Regions from separate parts of the Mus musculus genome. Here region 1 is linked to region 2. Evidence: chromatin contacts called from ENCODE Hi-C or POLR2A ChIA-PET data. All regions are on one chromosome and are shown on one strand. The core of a region is the stretch at or near the end of the contact, and the rest is flanking DNA. Distances in the headings are between cores, read along the strand shown.

Region 1 (4,562 bases), core at 530-3,029, 38 kb after region 2:
CCTGGCTCTGTCTCCCAGGTGTTGGGATTAAAGGCATGTGTCTCCAGGCCGCAGCCATTTGTTTTAAATTTTACTTTGTATTTCAGACAAGATCTTGCTGAGTTCTCCAAGCTGGACTTAAACTTGCTTCAGCCTCCTGACTGGTTTTTAGAATAAGCTTCTGAAAGTGGTTCTTAAAGGGACTCAAGGCTTCTGAGTAGTGTGTAACCCAGGTTCTGGGACTCCCTCTTAGTGGCTCGCAGACCCCAGTCCTATCTCTGTCCTCCAGCCTGTTCCAAGTCATCTCTGGACTATCCAGTCTGGGAGCCCCTCAGGGGACCATCATCACTTATCTCAGCCCTCTGGCCCAAGGATATGACAAAGAAAGGATAGTAAAGCTATGAAACCCTGCAGGGCAATGGGAGCTCCGAAGACCGCCCCACCACCACCACCCCACTCCGGCTACCGCACGGCTCTGGGTGGCCAGCCAGATTGACACCTGAGCCGGCTGCTGTGGTTGTGGCCTTGTGGCCACGTCCTGTTCCTGGTCCTCCTTGAGTACACAGGGGAGGGGGCGGGGCAGGGCGGGGCCAGGCTGCCAGGGTCCTGGTGGGCACTGAGGGACAGCTGAGGGGTGGGCTAGCCTGGGGCAGGTATCTTCTTTTGTGGGCATTTTGGACTCTGTCCCACCCGGGCTCACAGACACAGGGTCAATGATTGACCCAAGGCTGTTCCAGGAAGTTTTCTGTGCTCTGGCTATTACTCGGTCTTCTAGGGGACACCAGCCCCACCTAGAGGAGGCCCAACCCTCAGCCCTCTCTCTTCCCCGTCCAGTCTCAGGATCTGGGGGAAAGATTTCCAGCCCTTTACTTCAGCAGTTCTGGAAACAGGCCTCCCCTGTTTCCCCTCAGACCTCCCCTTCCACACAGCCCTGGCCCCGATTACTTAAAGTGCTCTAGATACACCAACATACACACTTCTTCCCAACTGAAACCTGAAGGCAGGTGTCAGTTGTCTCTCCACCTTAGGCCCCACTCCTCACAGGGGTCCTTGCAGGCAGACCCTAGCATCTCGGGGTCCCACCCCAAATTCTCACAAGAATTCCTTTAGTCCACGGTACCTGCCCCCCCCCCTCTGGGACTCTAGCATGCAGACCCCAGCAGCTCAGGGTCCCAGGCCCTCCATTTCACAGGAATCCTAGCAGGCTGACTGCAGAAGTTTGGGGTTCCAGCCCCCTACTCCTCAAAGGACTTTATTAGTTCAGAGGCCCATCTCCCCAACTCTTCACACAGATCCCAACAGGAGTCTCAGCTCCTGCCTCTTCACAGGGTGTGGGTTGACAGACACCCCCCCCCCCAGCAACCACAGCGCAGGACACTGCTGGACTCTAAGTCCAGAGCATCGGGACCCTAACCTGCCTCCTAACCACACAGGCTTTGTTTGCTAGGGCTCTGCCCTCAGGGACCTACAGCCCAGGCCTGACCTCCCCACTCCGCTGGCCACACAGGGACGCCAGCCCCAACTCCTGCTCATCCAGGTTCCATTTAGTATGCAAGATCTTTCTGGCGGCTCAGACCATCCTTCCAGGACCTGATTCTGTCTCTTTTCCTTGACTCCTGTTTTCCTGTAGCCGCTCCTCAGAGACCCAGGACTCCAGTTCCTCTGTCAGGATCCAACCTCAGCTGCCATGGCTGCAGAGCCCGGCCACCTCTCTCCAGAGCCCGGGCCTCTGCCCCTAGCCTTACCGTGAGCCTCGTTCTCATTCTGCTTTCTCCCCATGGCTCAGTCTCCGGAGTGATTGGAGCCACGGAGACCTAGCCGCTCACCTGCCGCCCGCCCCGCCCTCCCTCCCAGACGTCACAGCCCCGCCCCTGCCTGTGGTCCTCTACAGTTCCTTTTTCAGATCTCAACTCTTGACCAGCCCAGGGGTACCAGGGCTCAGAACTGGGTCCCAGGAGCTGCTTACCGGGTCTGCTACGGACCGCAGCAGGAAGAAACCGGAGCACTTTGATAAGGAAACACTGCATAATTGTTTAGAGTACTTCAACTGTGGCACACCCAAACCTCTAGGTTGTGATTTGCTTTTCCTTAAACCCCTGTGGCCAGTGGGTGCCCCACAGCTGTTCTCTTCCACCCCACAGCCACAGCTTGCTTCCTACCCAACTGTCCCCTCAGCCCCATAGTCCTCATCGTCCTGAAACAATCACCAGACAGTTTATTACCAAACCCAACATTTATTGAGAACACAGAAAATCAGCTGGCAGAGGCCCAACTTCAATCAGCTAACTGAGGCCAGGCTCAGTGGGGAAGGCCAGCCCTGAAGTCACTTGCACTCCCAGTGAGAAACCAGCTCTGGGAGAGGGGCCATCGACCTTCCAGGCCTTACTGGGGTCTCTGATGGAGAAATGTCTGAAGGGCAGTGCCCGGCCTGGATTTTAAGAGTCCTCAGGTGTTGATGGGGGGCAGGGAGCTGAGGTCAGGGAGCAGCTCCGGGTGGGGGTCCAGCCGGGCCAGGCGGCTCTGCTCCAGGGCGATGGCCTCCGCTGAATGCTTGCACTTCTCAGAGCCACACTGGCAGGTGAAATACTTGCTCTTGATGTCCCAGAATCGGTCACCGTAGTCAAAGCTGGCAGAGGAAACACAGGAGCTCTTGGCCCTTGGATCTAGACACTTCAAACCCATCTCATAGAGCCCAGGAGCCCTCTTGAGGGATCCACCTTCTTCCACCCAACCACTCCTGCAGATGGACTCCAGGTCCTTGTTGGCTCTGTTGACTCACACTCCCAGAGAACTGTCATAAATGCAGGCTTCTAGCCTTCCTGCCTTGTGACCAGACTCTCCCGAGGCTCTGCGGGAAGTGGGATGCAGCCTGCCCAGGGCCTAGTATACTCAACCATCCAGCCAACCCACACTAGCCCCCATCCCCCTTCTTGTTTTTTGCTTAAGATAGGGTCTCTCTACATAGGCCTGGCTGTCCTGAACTCTGTAGTTAGCCCAGGCTGGCCTTGAATTTGTAGGTACTTCTGCTTCAAGCTCTTTCAAACACTAGCATGACAGGCATGTGATACCAGGGCAACCTGGACTTCTCTTGTTTTGTTTTGACACAGGGTCTCACTCTGTAGCCCAGACTCTTTGTGATCCTCCTGCCTCAGCCTCCTGAGTGCTGTGATCATGAATGTATGTTCCTACTCCTGCCTTACACAGTTTTAACAAGCCTTCCAAGGGACACCTAAGAACACCAAAGGAAGCCGGGTATGGTAGCACACACCTTTAATCCCAGCACTTGGGAGGCAGAGGCAGGCAGATTTCTGAGTTCGAGGCCAGCCTGGTCTACAGAGTGAGTTCCAGGACAGCCAGGACTACACAGAGAAACCCTGTCCCGAAAAACCGGGAAAAAAAAAAAAAAAAAAAAAAGAACACCAAAGGCTGGTCAGTGCCCTCAGGCTGGCTCCTCACCCCAGCTCCTCCCCAGTCCGGATGTCCCTGGAGCTGAAGAAGGCAATGCGTGGGAACCGTAGATCTTGGTGCAGCATGAAAACCCGGACAGGGATGATGTTGGGGTCACACAGGTGGTTAATGAATCGGCTGATGTTGCCATAGTAACGGGCATCAATGCAGTAAACCTCGCCATCCTGGGGGTGGAGACACAGTGTTCTTAATATCCACTTCTATCCACTTGCCTGGCTAGTGTTCCTGCAGTGACACCCAGTCCCTCCACCCAGGCTTCCAGTCCCAGATGTTACAGGTGGCTGCACAAAGCAGCCTTTGGTAGTTGAGGGCAGAGGTGCTGCATCCCACCTTGTTATCTAAATCGAAGAGGTAAGAATCATCCTCTCTCACATCAGCCTCGGCATCAGAGATCAGCTCTCCTACATACCTGTTGGACGGAAACTTCAGTTCTGCATGAACAGTGAGCAGGGCTCCCGGCCCCACCTTCCCACTCAGTTCTCAGAGCCCAGGGGAGAGATGCAGGACATGGTCCAGCCACTAGGGGTCGCTGTGCAGCTGTAGACAGGCAGGTGGGAGGCTCTGTACAGGTGGAGCCTGCAAGACCTGAGCAGGCATGGTGGGAGATGACGTGTGTGTGTGTGTGTGTGTGTGTGTGTGTGTGTGTGAGCCTGTGTTCTGGGGATTAGCATCCCTGGTGGCTGGCTGGGTGGAAAGTTGCCAGGCTTAGACATTAGGAGGTGTGTGCACCAGGAACTATCAAACAGGTGGTAGGCTCTGCGCAGCTACATCAGTCATGAGGTCGCCCCATGTGGCTGGAAGAGGAATTGCCCAAGAGAAGTGGGTGTCTGAGAAGTTGAGGGAACAGAGAAACTGGGAGGTCCTCGGAGCAGGTGAAGGGGCTTCTCTGCTCTAAAGGCCACAGAGAACCTAGGTGAGTCTGACGGCAGAGGGGAGGAAGTGCACAGGAAAAAGCTATTCTCCACTTTACAGATCTGTCTGCCACAGGCATGCTCCATCTAGGCAGCGTGCAGGTAAAGGGGGGACATGATGTTTGGAAATACACTCGGTGGGCGAGCAGAGACATGTATCCTGACATGGAGCTCTAGGGTCAGCAGAGCCCTCATGCACCACGG
Region 2 (4,804 bases), core at 1,564-4,063:
TGAGAGACAGAGACAGAGACAGAGAGTCAGAGAGACGGAGTCTTTCAGTGTAGCCTTAGCTGGGCTGGAAGTGATTATCTAGACCACGCTGCTCTCCGACTCCTGTCTCTGCCTCTTGAATGGTGGGATTATGGGCACTGTGCTACCTGACCCATCCACTTTATCCCCACCATCCCCATCTCTCTTTCCAGGCCTGGTGACGTAGCAGAGCCCTTACCTTGTCCAAGGCTTTTTAAGCAGGCAGAACCTAGGGCACAGAGCTGCTTTCCTCAGAAACCTTTTGACCCCTGGCTCTTCCAGGGTTTTAGTGGGGCAATGCCAGCCTTTGAGAGCTGGGGAGGGTAGGTCAGGGGAGACTGCTTGCCTAGTATATGCATGAGGCACTCAATTCAATCTCCAGCTCCATGGAGAATCAATCGATTTGCTGGGCAAGGTGTAAACTGCATGCAATTCTAACATGTCCAAACAGAAACTTTAAGGCCACCCTAGGGTAAAGATGTCTTCAGTAGTTTTTCAGTCCCTCTTGAGGTGGGCTGTCGTCGAGTCGCGGCGAGGCCGGCACACCGCAGCCATGACAGAGACTGATGTGACTCCGAAGGCCTATCCCCTCGCAGATGCCCACCTCACCAAGAAGCTGCTGGGCCTTGTTCAACAGTCATGTAACTACAAGCAGCTTCGGAAAGGAGCCAATGAAGCCACCAAAACCCCCAACAGAGGCATCTCTGAGTTCACTGTGATGGCAGCAGACGCTGAGCCCTTGGGGATCATCCTGCACCTCCCTCTGCTGTGAGAAGACAAGAATGTCCCCTATGTATTTGTGCGCTCCAAGCAGGCTTTAGGACGGGGCGTGTGGCATCTCCAGGCCAGTCATCGCCTGTTCTGTTACCATCAAAGAAGGCTCTCAACTAAAGCAGCAGATCCAGTCCATTCAGCAGTCTATTGAAAGGCTCTTGGTGTAGGCCGTGGCCTCTGCCCTTTCCTGTCTACTGCCACCCTGTTTGTGTATCATATTGTCTGTTAGCATGTACTACTTTCAACCAGTTACTATTATATTGTACTACATCTGCGTTTAAAAAAAAAAAAAAGAAGTCTTCAGTAATAGTTTAATAGAGGCCAAGGCAATTATGCTCATTAGAGAAGCAGTTAATTCGTAAGCCATTTTACACTGTTAGAGGTCATTTCTGGCTAACGTGCACTCAGTTTGGAACTGAAGAGTCTCTTCCTATAACCCTCCCAGGTGGAACTTGGGCCTAGGAACTGAGAGACTTATCGAACACATAATTACTATAGGATTCTTTTATTTGTTTTTGTTTTTGTTTGTTTTTTGTTTTGTTTTGTTTTTTGAGACAGGGTTTCTCTGTGTAGCCCTGGCTGTCCTGGAACTAACTCTGTAGACCAGGCTGGCCTTGAACTCAGAAATCTGCCTGCCTCTGCCTCCCAAGTACTGGGATTAAAGGCATGTGCCACCACTGCCCGGCTACTATAGGATTCTTAGATTTTAAATTTTAGTTATGTTCTGAGGCACTATCTCATCACTGCGTAGCCCAGGCTGGCCTTGAACTCAAAGAGATCTACCTGCCCCTGCCTCTCAAGTGCTAGGATTAAAGTTGTGCACCACTGCTTCTGGCTAAAATGTATTTTAAAATGAAGATAGAGAAGCGTATAGTGCCTTGCACATGTAATTTCAGCATTTAGGAAAAGGAAGTAGGAATGTTGACCGTCATGGTACAGAATTGCTGTCTCAAAAAAAAAAAAAAAGACAAAGGGGCTGGAGCAGTGGCTCAGTGGTCAGGAGCACTTACTGATCTTTCTAAGGACCTGGCTTCAGTTCCCAGCACCTATCACCAGGTGGCTTACAACTTCCTCTAACACACATAGACACAAATACAATCAATCTAAAAATATTTCTTAAAAGCTGGCCAGTGGTGTTGTATGCCTTTAATCCCAGCACTCAGGGCAGAGGCAAGTAGATATCTGTGAGTTCGAGGCCAGCCTAGTCTACAGAGCAAGTTCCAGGACAGTCAGGGTTACACAGAGAAACCCGGTCTTGAAACCGACCCCCCCCCCCTCTCTCTCTCTCTCTCTCTCTCTCTCTCTCAACATAGTAGTGTGTCACGCCTGTAATTGTAGGCATGGTTGGAACCCATCTTAGACTATGAGCCAGATGTGTGTTTGTGTGTGTGTGGCTTTTATCCCCCTTTAAATAAAAATGTTGGGGCTGGTGAGATGGCTCACCAGTTAAGAGCACTGGTTGCTTTTCCTGAAGTCCTGAGTTCAATTCCCAGCAACCAAATGCTCGTGACCATGTATAAGGGAATCTGATGCCCTCTTCTGGCACGCACGTGTACATGCAGCAGAGCACTCAGTAATCTTTTTTTTTTCTTTTTTTTTTCTTTTTAACGGAGAGCAGAAGCTGAGGTGCAAATTCAGATTTTTCTGCTAGGTGTAGGCAATATGAGTCCTCCTGGGTAGACTGGATCCAAACATGAGTACAGAATCCGCAAAGCCATAAGCCTAAAGGAGACCAAAGAGCTGACCTATCCTGTAGGAGCTCCAGGGTCTTTACCCAATCTTGGCCGATTAGGCTGCCTGTTTCTTTCTTTCTTTTTTTTTTTTCTTTCCTTTGGATTGGTAGTTTATCAAATTGTCGTCATATACATGATTCTCTACTTAGGACAGTAAGAAACATGATTCCTCTTTGTTCCCTTCGCATTTGTCAGCGCGATCAAGTCAGGCATATGAGAAGACGACTATGTCCGTCAGGACCCCCGGGCCAGGCGTGGGTATAAATGGCCGAGGCGGGCGGCACACGGGTCTCTTTGTGCACCCGCCCACACGGTTTGCCGTGTTTTCACCCTTCTTTGTTCTCCACCGGTCTGGGCAGGGTCTGAGGACTCCGGAGAGCAAGGCATGGGTCCGCCTCGTGCCGCAGGTATCCTGGGGTCCTGTGGGGAGGGCTCTGCGGTGTGGGGCCGGGTATGATGACCCACATTTACAGACTAGAGTTTCTGATGTCCACGTGACGCCACTCCTTGTAACTGACCCAGGCCGGGGTGGGGGCTGCAGGCCGGGGTCTCTACGACCTGTGCTCATTCAATGATCTCTTCCAGGTTCCTGGCCCACGCCAGCCGTACCCAGTAGCACAATGGTAAGCGCATGCTGGCGAGAGGTAGGCGGTGTGAGGAGGGGCTGGTTTCGGGGAGAGGACAGTAATGATGATTTCTGGTGATTCTGAGTGTCTCGCTGACGCCATCACCGCAGCGCGCTGACCGTCCCCGGGTCCAAAATCGGCAGTGGCGTGGGTTTTGAGTGGCCTAGAGTTCTGAGTAATTTACCTCTGTGTCTTGCTTTCTGGTAGGGATTTGAGGACACACGCCAGCTGCCTACACCTGAAGAAAGGTTAGTCTTAGGTTTCACTGGCATGCTTGTCTCTTGGCTTGACTTTTTGGAAGGGGTGGATTCGAGACAGGGTTTCTCCATGTAGCCCTGATCTCAGATCCGCCTGCCTCTACTCTCTGGAATTAAATGCATACAGCACCACCGACTGGCCCTTGTTTTGTTCTTAATATCCTGCCTGCATTAGCCAGTCTCCAAGCAAGCTACCACCCAGCCATCTTTTTGTTTTTAGATCTTAACTAATCTCCCTAACTCTAAATCTATGGTGGATCCAGGAGCTGCCTTGATTATTTCTTGTGCCTTTAAGTTCTGTATGCTAGTCCACGGCAGTGGGTCTCAGCCTTCCTGAGGGCCTTTAATGCAGTTCCTCGGGCTGTGATGTTCCTAACCATCGGTTTTATTTTCCTTGTATCTTCATAACTAAAGTTTGCTATTGTGATAACACAGGCTGTCCTGTCTGGGACCCCTATGTAAGGGTTCCTTGGTGACACAGGTTGAGAGCCACTGTTTTAGACTATGCTTTTGGGTATTTAGACGGGCTCTCAATTCAGGATGGCCTTAGTCCTGGCTCCAACCACCTTTTTTTTTTTTTTTTTAAGATTTAGATGTTTGTGAGTACACTATTGCTGTCTTCAGACACACCAGAAGAGGGCGTCAGATCCCATTACACATGGTTATGAGCCATCTCTCCGGCCCATGCCACCTTTTTTCGTTAAAGGTTTTAGCAGTTAAATTTCAGTCCCCAGGAGTTTTGGCTTTATATAGCTCTGCAACAGTCCGAAGCCTAACTACACACACTGGCTACCGCATCCTGTGTCTATCGGATTGACATTCCCTGGGTGGTACCCTAGGTTCTGGTCTCCCTCAATTGAGAGTGATGATTTCACAGACTAGAGTCTCTGACGCTGTCCTTGATGTCAGCTATAAATCTGACTCATTTGGGGAACCTCTTGAGATTGAGCCCAGTGTGCCAACACTGGCTCTGGTGAGGAACATACCCTGCTCTCCTGTTTCTCATTGTGCCCATCTTAACTCTCCAGGGTGAGCTCTGAGGACTTCACAGGGGCCCCATCCCCTCACCTAGATGAGGGCTAACCTTGGAATCCAGACAAAGGTGGAAGTGACCTAGATGTGACCTGAATGAGCTAATCATCTAATGAGAGCCAGCCCTTTGTCCTGCCCACATGAAGGTGGGTGGTTAGCTCACTTTTCAGGGTAATAAAGCAGTAAAGGCGGGGTGGAGGGGTTGTTGAAGGCTTTGTATGATGTCACTAGGGCCTGTAAAGTTAGCACAATGAACCCGCTGTGCAGATTGTAAAGCTGACCTTGTTGGAATATCCTGGTTTTAGAAACACATAAATCAGCTTTGTGTTTGCTGTTCCCCTGCTGAAAATGTTCTTCTGAATTT

Evidence for each region. A loop is a pair of places that touch in the nucleus more often than their neighbours do. ChIA-PET counts read pairs that join two places held with the same protein, here RNA polymerase II (POLR2A).
Region 1: a map of heart shows a loop between it and region 2 (2.0-fold over the local background). The contact joins the promoter of Slc44a4 here to the promoter of 1110038B12Rik in region 2. A Hi-C loop is called at or near these places in 4 of 37 maps with a recorded cell type or tissue (Patski, heart and v-Abl transformed pro-B cells). POLR2A ChIA-PET finds 5 or more read pairs at or near these places in 5 of 5 experiments (Patski and embryonic stem cell).

What each region holds. Positions count from the first base shown.
Region 1 is chr17:34,911,683-34,916,244 of GRCm38, reverse strand. Slc44a4 (solute carrier family 44, member 4) reads right to left here and starts at 1,779. Exons shown (of 21, transcript NM_023557.3): 1 at 1,725-1,779. The coding sequence starts at 1,758. It overlaps Ehmt2 (euchromatic histone lysine N-methyltransferase 2), which reads right to left. Exons shown (of 27, transcript NM_145830.3): 25 at 3,778-3,856; 26 at 3,436-3,611; 27 at 2,172-2,605. The coding sequence ends at 2,425.
Region 2 is chr17:34,950,480-34,955,283 of GRCm38, reverse strand. 1110038B12Rik (RIKEN cDNA 1110038B12 gene) reads left to right here and starts at 2,813. Exons shown (of 4, transcript NR_015536.1): 1 at 2,813-2,932; 2 at 3,111-3,148; 3 at 3,359-3,399. LOC115488834 (a small nucleolar RNA gene) reads left to right here and starts at 3,209; the gene lies at 3,209-3,271. It overlaps Snord52 (small nucleolar RNA, C/D box 52), which reads left to right and starts at 4,276; the gene lies at 4,276-4,334. It also overlaps the pseudogene Gm8696.